2 separate regions of the Mus musculus genome follow, and region 2 is linked to region 1. A link is a loop called in an ENCODE intact Hi-C map of the cell type or tissue named here. Cell type or tissue: gastrocnemius. All regions are shown on one strand.

Region 1 (8,000 bases):
CCGATTGCACCCTCACACCGGGCAAGGCATGTTCTCTCTGCTCATCTACTATTCTCAAATGATCTAAGAAGTCCATTAAGTCAGCGTTTCTCAACCTGTGGGTCATGACCCCTTTTGGAATTAAATGACCCTTTCACAGGGGGCACATATCAGATATCTTGCATATGAGATATCTACAGTATCCTTCCTAACAATAGCAAAGTCTCGATTATGAAGTAGCAATGGAAATAATTTTATGACTGGGGGGCCACCACAACAAGAGGCCCATAGCATTAAGAAGGTTTGAAAACCATTGCATTAAACACATCTTTCTAGTCCTCCTCTCTACTTTAGACAGATGGCTGAGATCATGCTAGCATATAAAAGTCCAGCCTTAATGTATATGTGCATCGATATACCTTGCTACATTAAATCCTCAATATATAACTTACATGGTAGCAGTTCCTTTTCCCTTTCCAAAGGAGTAAGCCAAAGCCTGCACCCTAGAAAGAGATAATGATGTCTAACATGTAGTGGAGACTCTTTAGGAAGACTTGACAGCATGTAGGAATGAGCTCTTTCACTGGAACTAACTATAGCCTTGATATATCACATGCAATTTTTTCAATGTTTTCTTCCTGTGCGTATTTTCTTCTAGCACCGAAAACTTTAGTTGTCTTTCTTTCTTATTATCCTTTGAATAATGTTGCCTTTGTGGGCTGAGATCACAACTCTGCTAAGAGCTAGGATAGAATCTGGAAGACAAAACAAAACAAAACAAAACACAGAGTCCTCTGAACTAGCTCCCTGACCAAACATGCACAAACAAATCTGACGATGCTTGGGAACCCAGCCCTTGCTGCGGGAATTTTCACTCATCTCTTGATTGCATTTCTTTCAGCATTTGATGTACTTGCTGCTGAATCCACGATAGAGCCAGCTCTGTTCTCTGGACACTGATTTTATAGTCTCCCTGGAGGCTCTCAAACTGTCCCCTATGAAATGGTCCTTACTAAGCTGTACCCGGTGTGACCGTCAGTACAGTACAAGGTGTTGTTCTTATTGCAGCAATAGACCGAGCCCGGGGTATTATTGGCAGCCTTGTTCCTAGCCATTTCCAAACAGACACAAAGCCCAGCTTCAACTCATTCTAATAATGGAATTACATTTTTGAAAGCGCCAAAGCCAGTTTTCATATTTAAATATTGACTTTCACCACACGGGAAAGGGTGGCTAAATATACGAGTGACTGGAAGATTTTTGGCAAAGATATTAATTGGGATTTTTCCATTGTCAAAGAGGCTATCTAAGAGAGAACTCACAGGTAAAGCTGTGGATTATTAGGGTTCCAGGGTTCTGAGAGTCAGAAATCAGAGCAGATGCTGTATGTGAAGCCTAGCATGCCCCATAGGAGCCCCCAGCTTCCCAGAAAGGATCCAGGCTTGAACTCTGTCTCCTTTGAGAGGCAAGAAGATCCAGTACACAAGACTACTGTGGAGGTGATATTAGAACACTGTCTGTCCATGCTCCCTCCCCTTGACCCACACTTTGAAACTCTGCACTTCATTCAAAAGGGGTCTAGAATAACATCTAAGTGTAGGCTGCAGATTTTGGGGGTTCAGACCCCAGCTGTGCTATCTGGACCTTCACATTTCTATCCATCTGTTTCCAGTCTATCAGATAGGGGTGACACCACCAATACCACCACCCATTGCATTATGATGACTGAATAAATCATAAATACAAACTATTTTTATAACAGTCCAAATTATGTGCTGTGATAAAAAAAAATGGGCTAATTATTTCAAAGCTTACTGGTTTCGTGTCTGTTATTTCAAGGATATGTTCATTATTTTACTTTATTTCAATGTTATGCTCAACTCTCATACCTCAGATCTTTCTGTCTAAAGCAGTCATGTACTTGTATTCAACCAGAGGATATTGCTGGTCTGTGACAGCTGTGGTGACTGTTTTTGTTTTTGATAACCCCCTCCTGAACCAATCTGGGAGCACAAGAGACAGAGGCTAACTAACTCTTTAACCTCTGTATATATGGTCAGTTGTGGGTTTCTGTAACATTCTCCATTTGTTGCACAAAGGCGGTTTCTTCACAAGAGGTAAAGACTACTCTTATCTGCAGGTAGAGGGACCAATACTTAGAATGTAGTTAGGGACTTTACTGTTTTAATAAAGTGGTGATTATAGGTTTCTCTTCCAATCGTCATAACTTTGCCAGCCCCGAGTAGCTTTCTAGTACCCAGTGTGATCTCCCTCTCGTTGATCAGGTCTTAGTCCAATTAGATAGCTATTGGGTACTGACTGCCAAGGTATGTGTGCCAATACTGTACCTTTAGGGTTCCTGGGTCATACTAATGGTTATATTACCATAACACAATTATTTTTTAAAGACTAAAAAACATTACAATCAGTTATACTCTAACACATAAAATACTCACAGCAAATGTATTTGTACAAAAACCAGAAAGATAAACCAAGATATTACAAAAAAGTTGAATAGAAGTTCCTATTCACTGGTAGCCTTTTATTCAAAACATGCATTAGATAGATAAACTGCTTAACCTACATGTCAGGTCGAGATTAAGAAAAGGGAAAGAGAAGAAAAGAATGATCTTAATCTTTACATATTGGAATTCAAAAGGAAAGCATTCAATTACAAGCTAATTGCTAATTGGACTTGAGTGCTAAGTAATAGGGACTCAACAGGGACTTATAAAAAAATGTGCGTCTCCTGTAATGCTCTGCCAGTGCCTGGAAAATACAGAAGTAGATGCTCACAGCTATCCATTGGATGCAGCACAAGGTCCCCGATGAAGGATCAGGAGAGAGTACCCAGGGACCTGAAGGGGTCTGAAGCTCCACAGGAGGAACATCAATATGAAATAACCAGTACATTCAGAGCTCCTTGGAACTAAACCACCAATCAAAGAAAACACATGGTGGAACTTGTGGCTCTAGCTCTATATGTAGCAGAGGATAGCCTAGTCTGTCATCAAGGGGAGGAGAGGCCCTTGGTCCTATGAAGGTTCTATGCCCCAGTATAGGGGAATGCCAGGACCAGGAATGGGAGTGGGTCAGTTGGGGAGCAGGAGGAGTGGGGAGGAGACAGGGGATTTTCGGAGGGGAAATTAGGAAAGAGGATAACATTTGAAATGTAAATAAAGAAAATATCTAAAAATAAAAAATAAAAATAAATGTGTGCTAGGCTCAGTCATTATGCTGAAGTTTAATACAGTGGTTCCCAACTTTCCTAATGCTGCAGTCCTTTAATACAGTTCTTCATGTTGTGGTGACCCCAACATAAAATTATTTTTGCTGCTACTTCATTATTAGCCACTGTTATGAATTTTAATGTAAATATCTGCTATGCAAGATATCTGATAGGTGACCCCTGTAAAAGGTCCATTTGACCTCCAAAAGGGTCTCAACCCACAAGTTGAGAACCACTGAAGTAGACCTAGCAAATTGTCCAGTTATTTCCATCACAAATGACCACACCGAATGTTCTGATAAGTAAGGAATCAAGAAGATGACGCCTTCTTGACTTAAATGAAGTGGAGAAGTCAGTTCTGAGAGTGTGTGGTGATTCACACACAGTGGCTGTGATTATAAAACGAAGAAAAGGTGGTGGCTGTAACCCACATCTACAGAGCTGGATCCAGACAGAGGATTTGTCGGCCTCAATCATTTTAATGTCAATCCTTGAGACTACATTATGAGATGAAGAAAGTTCTCAAGCCAATGGAGTTGGCTATTCTCACCAACCCATTTTTGCCAGGGAGTTCATTTGTTTGACCCAATTTCTCTATAATTGAGAAGTTTGTATTTCTAAGGACCACTTCACCCTTACTGTTTTGGAGAAATTGTTCCGGTAAAAGTGGGACTCACACTATAGTTCATATTGCCTGAGAACTCACTATAATCTAGGGTACCATTAACCTCACCACATCTTTTCCCAGACTTCTGGGGGCTGTTATAACAGGAGTGAGCCACAACTTTTGGCTTGGTTCTTTTTTGTTGTTATGGTTTTAAACTGTCTAGTACAAAACTCAACTGTTTCCCCTACTATCAAAAATTGATGGATCCCAAATTTGTATCTCCAAACTGGTATTTTTTTTTATACTCAAGTCTTGAATATTCAATTGCATCCCTTAAAATATCTACCACAGAGACATTGTAAACATATCATGTTCAAAACTGAGTTTTGAACAATTCTCACCCACCCCAAAATATTTCTTTACCCTGTTAATCCTTGAACTGCCTAATCAAATAAAAATTGAGATTTTTATTGTTAGCTCTACTGCCTTTGCACTCGCCACAGATCAGTGTGATCTGTTGCTAAATCCTGTCTATTCTTACTTGGCAGTGTGTATCAAGTCTTTGATACACACTTACTGCTTACTGGCTTGCTCCTCATGCCTTGCTCCTATGCCTCACCATCTACAAGGCTAACTCCTTAGTCTATGTTAGTGCCTCTCATACCAGGGATCTTACAATGGCCTTTTAAAAAGTTCCCTTCTGGAATCTTTCTTCCACTGAACAGGTAGAATTACACGCTGACTAGTTTGATTTGCTTGTCTACTTGTCACAAGCTGAGGTCATTTAGGAAAATGAAATGTCAACCGAGGGAAGGGGGAACACCACAAGATGGGCCCATAGGCAAGAATGTAGGCGATTTTCTTGATTAATGATTGGTGTGTGAGGGCTCAGCCTACTGTGGGTGGTGCCACTTTTGAGTGGGTTGTCCTGTGTTGTATAAGAAACTAGGCTGAGAAAGGCATGAGGAGCAAGCCAGTAAGCAGCCCTCTGCTTCAGTCCCTGCCTCCAGGTTCCTGCCTTGACTTCCTCTGATAGTGTAAGCCTCAAGTCAAATCAAACCTTTCCCTCCCAGGTTGCCTTTGGTCTTGAGGCTTTATCACAGAAACAGTATGCAAAGTTTGTCTTAAGATAAAAGTCAGATCTGTCTACCATCTTGCTAACAACCTTTCACGAAATCTTGGGCATTTGGAATAACCTATAAAGTCCTAACTGTGACCTATGAAGAGCTATATATGAATAATCTCCCTCCTGATCCTCTGCCTAGCTCTCCTCTGCCATGCCAGCCCCTTCCAACCGTTGGAACCAACCATGAACTTACTCTGTAACGTTTCACTCTTGTTTTCTTGGCCTGAACATGTTCCCTCCCACTTTTGGCCTGGCCCAAGGGAGCCTTCTCTTTATAATTTCATATAAAAGTGTACTTAACAGATATCCCTGTTGACCATTGTTGAGAAAGTACTTCCAAGTGGGTGACCAAACTCTTTGTGTTCTGACCTCCTCATATCTTACAACTTGGACAGTCCCAGTCTCCCAGTTACAGTGCTGATAAGGGCATACCTTGTACAGGAGTTCCTTTGCTTTGATCTACTTAGATATGGATTCATCTGGGGCAGGAATCAGGCACCTACAACTATGGTTGGGTGAAAGGTTTCAGGAATGGGATGATAGGATGGGGAAATAGTGAACCATTGTGGGAGATGACTGTCCTTGCACAATGTGGAGATTGTCTAGGATCCTAATTTTTGTGGTGGTTCACCCATTTTCAGTTTTTAGACCACATACAACAATATTCTTCCCTCTTTATTTCTAGGAATCTAAAAATAAATAGTCTATTGATCCTGGGCTTGGTGATGACCAAAGTGGCAGGGGCAGGCAGGCAGGCTTCAAATGATATCCTCATGCCTGCCACCTTTATCCCTTTGCAGGTGTGTGGCCCATTCATTCCTGTGGAATACCCTGATTCTTCTGTTCCAGTTTGTACTTACTGGAGACTATACAAAGCATGGGGTGGGCCTGACCTAGTAGCACAGAACTTTAATCTCAGAACTTGAGATGTAGAGGAAGGAAGGTCAGATCTTCGAGGCCAATCTAGGCTATATGATGAGTTTAGAGTCAACCTTTGAGAGAGAGGACTAGAGGAAGGAGGAGACAGCCTGTTGCAGGAAATGTTAAAAAAAGAACTGCCAAGTTCCCTAGATCCAGAGGGAAGGCTTTAAAATTTATATTTTATTTATTTAGTTTTGTGCTGTATATGCACATGTGCATTTGGCTGTGTGTGCATTCGTATATACATGCAGGGGAAAGCTAGAGATTGATCATTGAGTATCGTCCTTGATCTTCCTTAACTGTTCTCTTCCATGTCTTTTGGGGCAGCATCTTTCACTGAACCCAGAGTACATCAATTCATCTAGGCTTGATGGCCATTGAGCTCAGGACCTGTCTTCACCCATGCATCCAGTATTCCACAGGGCCCGGCTTTTATATGGGTACTGAGTCTCTGATTTGGGTCTTGATGTTTGTGTCTCTAACAGAGCCATCTCTCTGGCCACCAAGATGGGCTTTTAAACATTGTATGAGTGTTTATTGGGGGAGGTACATGTGCATCTACGTGGGAGTGTGCGTTGCATGCACATGGAAACCAGAAGCCGACAGTCAGGTGTCCTCTTTGAATGCTCTTCACCTTGTGTTTGAAGACAGGATCTCTCACTGAACCCAGTGCTCACCAATTGGCCAGGCTGAGGATGGACCTGACTCCTCCTGCCTTCCTTCTCTGTCCCCACATGCACACTAGGTTATTGAGTCACACCACCCTTGCCATGGTTTTCACATGGCTGTTGGCTATCCCAACTCAGGTCTTCACACTCAAGCATCGGGCACTTCATCTTTAGCCATCTCGGTAACCTCACAAAATGTGCTGTTGCCTCTCTCCCCTCAACACCTATGCTTTGATTCTTATGGAGTGCCTCTTTTATTTACTGTAATGTCCTGGGGGTGGCTCTGTATTTGCTGTAGAAAGAAAAAGGATAGATTAAAACTCCACCATGAGATGGAGTTAGACCAGGATTTTTTTTTCCTGTCATTTAGGGTTTTCTGGTAGATAATTATCCTGCCTCATTATTTTGATAACTCACTCATCACTTCAATTGCTTTAAAATGCTGTAAGCAGCTGCCTTGCCGATCTTAGAACACAGGCCCAATCAATTGGAATTTTACTGTACATTTTTCTAAGAGTAAAGTTAGCTCAGAATAATTGCTTTTTTTCCTGTTTGGGTGTAGGAAAGGTGTAGGGAGGAGCTAAAGTAAAAGAGAGAGGAAGAAAGGGGAAGAATGTACCAGAAACAAGGATCTAACACTGGATTTCAGTTCCCACTACAGGAAAATGGTTCATTTCCAATTCTGCATTTCAAGAACAAAAAGACTTTCTGATGATCTTTTCAGATTTTTTCTTTGGATCAGTGTTTATCTTTAGCTGAAATGTATATCTTCCAGTACTTAAAGGCTTAAATCATTTGAGGAAGTGAAATCATCATATTTGAGGATGGTTGCAAAGTCAAGACTGGGCACTTGAAACGCAGATTTTCTAGATACAATATGAGTCTCCGGAGGTGTTACCAAATAACGGAATGCCTTCCCCTGACTTTGGTGCTTTCCAGTCTGGCTAGTCATTCACCAACCACTCTAAATGATGATGTTTGGATCGCCTTCCCCTCTGGTGCCCTTAATTCTCCTGACATGCTATTAAGTTCTCCCTTCATTGAAATGACAACCTTAGAGAACAAGAAACTGAGATCCCGAGAACTTAGTCAACTGTGGAGCTTCTAACTGTCATGTGGTGTCCTCAGACTTCACACTGAATTCTCTTTCGGTTCTTCCTTCTTCAACTTAGTCAACGTCTTTTAAGTGAGCATTGGCTGTCAAACATACCACTGAGAAAACAGAACTGAACCACCTCTGATCTTGAGTTTATTCTTCAAGACAGAGATCAAGGCATAGAGGCTGGAGTGCAGAGTGGAGGGAACTGCATGGCTCTCTAGGGAATCCTCAGGAGTCTGGTGTGGACAATTCTGTGTATGAGATTGGAAAGAAGTTAGCCCGAATGGCGGAATTCTTTAAGCATCTTGTCCTTGATTCTTAATTCACCTTCCTAAATTACAGCCTCTACCAATCTTTTTCTGTCCATTTTG
Region 2 (8,000 bases), 54 kb before region 1:
TTTTCCATAAACTTGGTAAGTTATTTCTTCTCTAAAAGGAACATGATAACATTGATTGTTCGCAGAGTGTCTACTTATTTTTGATTTCAGCTCTTCAGTGAGTCTATATGTGAGCCACGTGGTATGTTTTAAGTGTTCAATATGTATTATTTCTTATTCCTCTTGAAGCTCAAAAAGTAGAACATAATAAATACCTTGTTTGTAAGTTTTGTGTTTACTGGTTGCTGTCTACTGCCCTATAAGTAGTTGAGTGACAGGTAAACATAAAATAGTTGATAAAAAGGATTATGTAAAAAAAATAAAGACAGACTTATTGGCATTGTTTAATTATTATTGTTGTTATTATTACTATTATTATTATTATTCATACAAATCACTAAAAATACTTTGCTCCCTGGTGTTTGAAGGCAGAACTAGTTTATCCTCTATCATAGGATTGATACCTGCAGGGGTATCAATCTGAAGTCAGTTGTGAGCGCCACATAGCCATGTTTTAGATACTAAATAGCCCTTAACCATGGACCAAAGAGATAAAAGCCATCAGAGCTAATGAGCTCTCAGCCATCAAGTGAAACTCTTCTCCGATGGGAAACCCAAGACTCAAGTTGGCACTCAAGTGGCTTGCCCAAGAGCTCCTACCTCACAGTGAGCAGCAGCATGAGGGCTGGTATGCATGTCGTCGTGCTTCCTCATCTAGTATTCTCCCACCCTCTGGTTTCCTTCAGTTTAGAGCTCAGCCAGGGCTAGCTACATTTTCCAATGGCGAGAATCTTTATTATCGTACAGTCACTAGCAAGGAAATTTCAAACCCTAGTAAGAATGGAACTGAAACTAGGACAGGGAGATATAGCTCTTTCTAAGCATGGCACATCTGGTCTGCAGTTGGGACCAAGTAAAGACACAGTGGATTGCTTTGCTTTGAGCTTTCCACTTTGTGTTTTGAGAGGACTCCAGGTTTCTTGTCTCTCATTTTTTTCCTCAGGGCAAACATCTTCCCAGGGACCCAATCTATACGTATTTATCGACTAACAGCAGTGAAAAGCCAGGAGAAGTAAATTCATGCCAAAACAGAATGCTGATTGCTTGTCTTTATCTCACTCCACCTCCTCTGGATCTGAAGATGATGAAGAGAGCTGGTTCCAGGCTACGGAGTGATGGGGACCGAACTTGAGAGCCTCTGCTCTCTTGCTCCATTTCCAGCTTCTGTTTCTATGTAGGAGAATGCAACACATCTAGGAAGTGCTCTTCACAGTTCATTTGAGAGCTATCATCCCACCCCTGACTCCTCTGGGTTTTTAGAGTCTTCAGAGCAAGTGGGATGGACAGATGAACTTCAGCAAAAACAGGGACGTTTTCAGAATTTTTTTTCCAAACAAGCCTTTGAACCTGAAGACCTTTGCCCACCTCTATGTGTTTGCTCCTCAAATGTTTAGCCGGGGCTTGCCCATTGTACCCCTCACCTGAGTGAAATTTTAACTGTTTCCTTCACAGTTTTAATTCCCATTTAATTCTCAAATGAGGGTGAACTCATCAGGCTGATATTTAAAAGAAATCTGAGTGAATGTGTCAGCTTGTGCTTGGTTTTCATAGATGAACGGTCCCTTGAGAGAACATACTAAACTGAGCCAGGCAGAGGCCAGGGCATTTGAAGAATGTCAACTCAGCAGTCTGAGCAGGCCAGAGCATTCCAAGAGAAAATCGGGTGTCCCTCCTCCAGCTCTTATCCCTCCCAAGCTGCCGCCATCAATGCAATGCTAATTGCAGTCCTTGAGAAGTAGCTCTGGGTCTATTTATTGCTAGATTTGAAAAAGGCTCTGGAACACAAAACAGACATTACAGTAGAAGACATCAGTTGCAATGAATTAAACAGGTGGCCTGCTTGCCAGAGCCCTGGAGTGATGTGGACTGGGTATCCCTGAGCTGGGAGACCAACTTGGTTAAGGGTGCTTGCTTTGGAGACTCTGCTCTGAAAACCTACAGGAGCATGGAGCAGAAATCCCGGCGATGGGTATGAAGTTTGTAGGACACCCAGCCAGCCTGAAATCAGAGGCAGAGATAAGGAAGTAAGAGTAGGGTTTATATTCAGTTGGCTCTACACACACCCCTGAGCAGGTCCTCCTACCCCCAGCGACAACACACCAGATAAGCTTTAGATCCTTTGTCCACAGTTTATAAGTAAGTGGCTGGCAAGTGAGTGCTCCTGGAAAGAGCAGGGAGGGAGCTGGACACGTGGCTCAGTGGTTAGGTGTACATACAGCTCTTGCAGAGGACATTAGGTTGGTTCCTAGCACTCAACTCTCTCTCTCTCTCCCTCTCTCTCTCTTTCTCACACACACACACACACACACACACACACACACACACACACACACTTACAAGATAAAATAGTCAGAAAGAAAAATCAGGCAAATCCTCTGTATAGAAATGCATCAACAAACTATGAAGACCAAAATCCAAGCCAGGCTGAGCAAGGCAGGTTGGGGCATCAAAAAGATAGAACCCCACATATCACATCAACTGTGACCTTAAATCAAGGGCAGTTTAGAAAGGCCTACATTTGGAGGTAGGCCCCTATGGCTCAAATTACCTCAGTAGCCATAGCCTTCTGTTTCCTGGTCTATCCTCCAGGCTGGCCACCAACTTACTATGTAGGTAACAATAATCTTGGACTTCCCACCTTCTTATCTCTTACCCCCAAGTACTGGGATGGTGGGCTTGTAGTATCACACCATGCTCTTCCTCACATATAACATAGGCATTCCTTCATGTGCATGTGTGTGTGCATGTAGGCACATGGGCAGGTGTAGGTGTATCTGTGTATATCTGATGCATGTGGAGGTCAGAGGTCAACCTCAGGCTTTGTTCCTTGGGAGCCATCTTGTTTCTAGAGACAGAATCTCTCACTGGGACCCAGGACTCACCAGTTATGTTAGCTTGGCTGGCTGGCAAGCTCCAAGGAGCCACATCTCAACTTCCTCAGCAGAGGGAACACAAGCTCATGCCACTACACCTGATTTTAAAACGTGTTTTTATTTTAACAAAGGGAGCAAGCTCAGTTCATCATATTTGCATGTCAAGCACTTACATTCCAGTCCCTCATATCTCCCAGACCTATAAAACGAACATTTTGTCCAAAAGTCTCTGCTTCGTATAGTCGTGAAGACTAAATTAAATAATATTTATGGAAAGTTCATGTTCTGTACCCGGCACAAAGTAGACACTGTATAAATATTTACTGCATTTTAAATGTTTAATTTAAGTAAGATTTAATAGAAACCTTTGTTCCTCTGTGTTCCCCAAACTGGCTTACCCTGTCACCCACTCATAAGCACTACTTGTCACCAAGAGCAGCAAGGAGCACATTATCTCTGGAGACAATATAAATTGGCTCCCGTATTTTTTTCACACTAAGCAAAGGGATTTCAACATGCTGGGAAAAGTCAGAGCCAAAATAAATTACCCCAAAATCCCTCTTCAGCACACACACACACACACACACACACACACACACACACACACACACAGGCACGAACTTTTAAACCTTGGAAATCAGACAAGAGAAGAAAATCGGGGGAGGAGATAGAAAACAAAGCAGGCCCCGCCTCCCACCGGCTCTATCTGCTCCCTTCACAAACACAAGGTGCGCTGTCAGAAGTGCCTTGGGCAAAGTTTGTACTTTGCTTGAATTCTCCCTCGTGTTTACCAAGGTAATAAACCGGTCCTCCACTGCTCCAGGTGTAAAGCTGTTATGAAAAGGCATATTTGTCTTTCACCCCACCTCAGATGCACCGTTCTTGGGACACTGTGCTCTGGAAGAGCAGTGAGAATTTATCTACAGAGAGAGGCACCCAGACTCAGCCAGGGGCTGCTCCAGGTTCGGAATGGAATGTTGAGGCCTGAGTGCCTAATAGTCTCCCTCTTCCTCCCTTTCCATTGATGGCCTCTGTCAGACACCCGCATTTGTCCCCTTTGCCCTGACAAATAACCCAACCTGTCAGGCATTCCCCAGGCACCTCTGTTTAGACAAGTCACATTGTCCTGAGTGCTCCACACGGTCTTTTCCAAAACAGCCCATCATCAGCATGCTATGTTCTAGTTTGACCAGTACAGGTAGGTAAGTGAACTAACTACAGACACCTCTCAGCCTTAAGGCCCTGCCTGAAATGTCCAGGAGCGTCCCCACCACCACCACCACCACCCCTGCAGAGGTTGATCACACCCAGTTGGGTTATCTGAGGCCCAGGCAGAGTGGGAGGAAACTTTCACCCAAATCTCTGACGGAGCTAAATGGCCTGGAACCCACTCAAAATCGTCAGTCGACCAAAATCTTGGCACCCCGAGCAAGAAAGAATGTATGGAAAAGGGCAGGCCTGGAATGCCCGGGCCATTAGCCTAGGCAAGTGGGAGAGCTTCAGGGGGGGTCAGAGAGATGGTGCTGGCTTCAGGCCCTTCTGGCAGACCACCCAGAAACACAGAAGGCACCCAGCGTTAGCACGACTCTGGACACCTTAGCTGCGGACACAGGCAGTTCTCTGCCCTGAGTACAATCTGCCATCGTCTCCCAGCATGGATCTTCTGGGAGGTAATTCTAATTCCTTCACAACGTGGGTTCTCATATTTCCTGAGCCCTTACTAGGTGAAGGAGCTTAGCCAGGGTGGGTGTGGGGTGGGTGTAGTCCATTGTAAGCACTCAATAAATATCTTTGAACCATGAACTAATTCCAGTATTGTTGCTTCAAAAATTATGCCCTCACAAGGTACTTAACCCCTGAGAGCTCAAACTCGATACCTATAAAATGAAAGCCACAGCAGGATCAGAGTGTGAAGAGAGCACTTTGCAAACGCTGGCCAAACTGAAAAGAACTCTGCTAGTTAGGAGGCAGAGCACGTGACTGGATGTGTGGTCTCGTTCCTTCCCACCGGGCTTTCCACTTAGTGCTCCCCTTATATAGCCTAGGAACTTAGTATCACACCCATTCACTGAACACCAACAAAGCACCCAGGGCGAAGCAATGCATGAAACATGTCTGTCTTTGTGCTGCTTAGTCGATGAGGACGGAGAGCAGCAAACAGAAATCCCACGGGGAATGTGCTATTCCTGGGTGTCTAATATTCAGTCATGCACATGCTACTCACTGAGGGCCAATCATTATACAGGTGACCGTTCTCAGCACCGACAGTTCTTTGGGAGACTAAACTAATGAGTCAACACAGCTTACCCCTCACTCCTGTGACAGTCCTGGCTAGGCATGCCAGTTGCTGCAGCAACTCTAGTGCACTTAGTCATCCAGGTGCTCAACGTCCTTTCATCTTGTGCCTCCGCCATTCCCCGGGGCCTTGTCAGAAGGTGAAACGGGTAGGAATGGGCATGGGAGGTCTTCAGAGTCAGGCTGGAGGCCACATCATATACTTCAACTGGAGTTCCATCAAGCAGTGCTCAGGCCCATCTAACTACAAAGGATCTGAAATGATCCCTCCTGGTTTCCAAGAAATCCCAGGTGTGGGGAAACAGCCACCATGATGCTGATTACAAAGACTGACAGGTCAGCCAGTACCCTGCCTTCAAAGGGCTTAGCTCTGGGGTAGGGGCTAGGGAACGTGCTAAACAAGGACACACGTAACAAGCAAGACCATCTCCTGTAATGTAGAGATAATAACGCTGAGATGCTAGGGTGCCCGGAGTGGGGTCAAGTCCCTGCTTGAGATGGGGAAAAGGGTAATCTGACAACTGACAGAGGTTTCAGATGTTTGACTGACTGACAGGGTGCCTGCCTGAGGACAGACAACTAAAAACCCCCATGAGAACAAATTAAGAGAGACTACCAAGGGGCATGCCGTGTGAGGAGCCACCCTCACGGTGAGAACTCAGCAAATGGTAGCTTGCCCTGCTGTGGAAGAAGAGGTACCACCAAAGAAGGGCAAAGAAGACAGGGAAGGATCATACTGCAGAGTGCTATAGAAGCCAGACTTTTAAGAAAAAAAAGTGAGTTTCAAACACAAATGATGTATGCATACCCACTTCCACCTACACAACATATCCATTAACCCATTCATTTCCCGTCTCCAGCTTTGCCACAGAGTTCCACATCAGTAGGCTTCTAATGGAGATGCAACCTTAGGATGCTTGAGAAGCCAGGAGGAGCCTTGCCTTTTCTACTTCAACAGAAGGGCTTCTTCAGCTGGGGTCTGTTCCCCTTGTGACTCCTGCTCCTGCCGAACAGTCCCACCGTGGTCCAGCTTCCTCGAGGAGATTCTGGCCTTTGGACTCCAATAATGTGACCTCCTTTCTTTATCCCACTGGCCTAACCAAGTGCCAATGGAACAGCAACTGTTCTTGCTAATGCCTGTACTGACTTCTTAGCCATTCAGTCATCTGTGTAGCCAAGAGCTGCCTGCAGCTCCCTCTGAGCAGACATATGAAATGGCTTCAGTTCCTTAGACTCTAGCGACCGATGCAAAGCACATGACTTGGGAAAGCCCCTCATGGAGGTGCCAGCCTAGCAGGTGCCAGATCCACACTCAATGAATAGGTTTCTTACTGCTGTTGCAACCATACACATTTATTATTGTGCAGTTCCGGGCATCAGAAGTCTGGGTCCCACAGAGCTAAACTCCACCAAGTGGTACTGGAGAATCTGTTGGCTGACCCAGCCCTTGGTTCACAGTCCTCTTGCCTCTCTTTAAGCAAGCAATGGAGGTGGAACCATGATTAAGAGGCCGCCTCTCTGTTTTGACCCTGCTGGTTGCTGTTCATGGGTGTATGAATGTAATGACACTCGGGTTCCACAGACAACCCGCATATATTCCCATTGGAAACCAGTTGCCACAGGCCTAGTTCTACCAGAAACTTTACTTGACCCTTGCCATGTGAAATAACACTTTCATAGGTCCCCAAAGTTAGGACAAGGACATCTGTGCGGAGCATAATTCTGCCTGCAGGATCACGACTAAGCTAGAACGGGGGAGGGGTCAGAGGGTTTGCTAGAGGAGACAGCAGCATGGCTTCCTATGAGGAACATATGAGAACCTACACCTATGAGCTGAAATGAAAGTAGGGACAAGAACACTTTGGTGCCTTGGGTCAGGGATTTTTTTTTTTCTCGAGATGGCTGAAGCATGACTTGCTGTGACTAAGTCCTCAGTGCGTGTTCTTGCTTGCCATGCCTGGGATGTGATAGAGCGACACGGCTCCCGTTTGTCTCTCACTCAGGATGGCACGTAGGTTTCTTATTTTCCCAGAAAAAAAGGGTTCATTGTGGAAAGGGGAGTGGGTGAAGGCAAACTGTCGGCTGCCACACGTGAGGCCCATCAGTTGCAATTCAGAGACAACTGGAGTTGACGCAGGCATTCCTTCCAAATGTAATCAAACGCCTCCTGTTGCCAGACGATGTGTTATTCAGTGGGGATCTGGTGAGGGTTGGTGAGAATCTGAGATGCCTTCTGTAACTTCATCAGATGGGTACTGGGAGGAGACGGATAACAGAGGGGGGACTTACTGCACTGGCAAGTTAACTTCCTAACTGTTGTGATCTCCAAGAGGCCCTTGTCACTGACAGCTGAGGAAGACATCGATAGAGAGGTGGGGAGTGATTCCATTCTGGTGAGAGAGTAAGCCATGGATGGGCAGGACCCACAGCACAGACACTCAAGGAACACCCTGTGCTCTGCTCCCCATTTCTGCATGTCGAGGATAAGTTCAAAGAGGACAGAGTTTGGGTAAGAATAGATAGGCTGGCTTTTTCTATTTTGAGCAACCTCTATGGAAATGAATTTCTTAATCTGCCTCATTTGAACTGGAATTCACACACACACACACACACACACACACACACACACACATACACACACTGACTCAAATACACATACACTGTTACCTAGCAGAATAAGATGAGGAAATCTTTGTCGACTGAGCTGTGCAGAAGGGAACATCTCTCGTTAGGATCCCGAGCCGGGGTGGTTGTTTTAGTAGCTACAGCCAAGAGACCTCAGGTCTGTCCGCT

The links. Hi-C counts contacts between places; a loop is a spot of excess contacts. Peaks named below come from ENCODE experiments on the same cell type or tissue, not always from the same donor. Only the 100,000 strongest peaks of a DNase experiment are listed, where the experiment ranks them.
Region 2: a loop joins it to region 1, with 2.7 times the contacts of the local background. A loop is called at or near these places in 2 of 42 quality-filtered maps.

The regions. Positions count from the first base shown.
Region 1 is chr16:23,999,194-24,007,193 of GRCm38, reverse strand. It overlaps Gm31527 (a long non-coding RNA gene), which reads right to left. Exons shown (of 2, transcript XR_384770.3): 2 at 7,758-7,880. Among named protein-coding and RNA genes, the nearest start is that of Bcl6, 14 kb to the right of the region's middle. In gastrocnemius, no CTCF peak of the experiment used is centred here; no DNase peak of the experiment used is centred here.
Region 2 is chr16:24,052,953-24,060,952 of GRCm38, reverse strand. No RefSeq gene overlaps it. Among named protein-coding and RNA genes, the nearest start is that of Gm46545, 26 kb to the left of the region's middle. In gastrocnemius, no CTCF peak of the experiment used is centred here; a DNase peak (open chromatin) is centred at 4,459.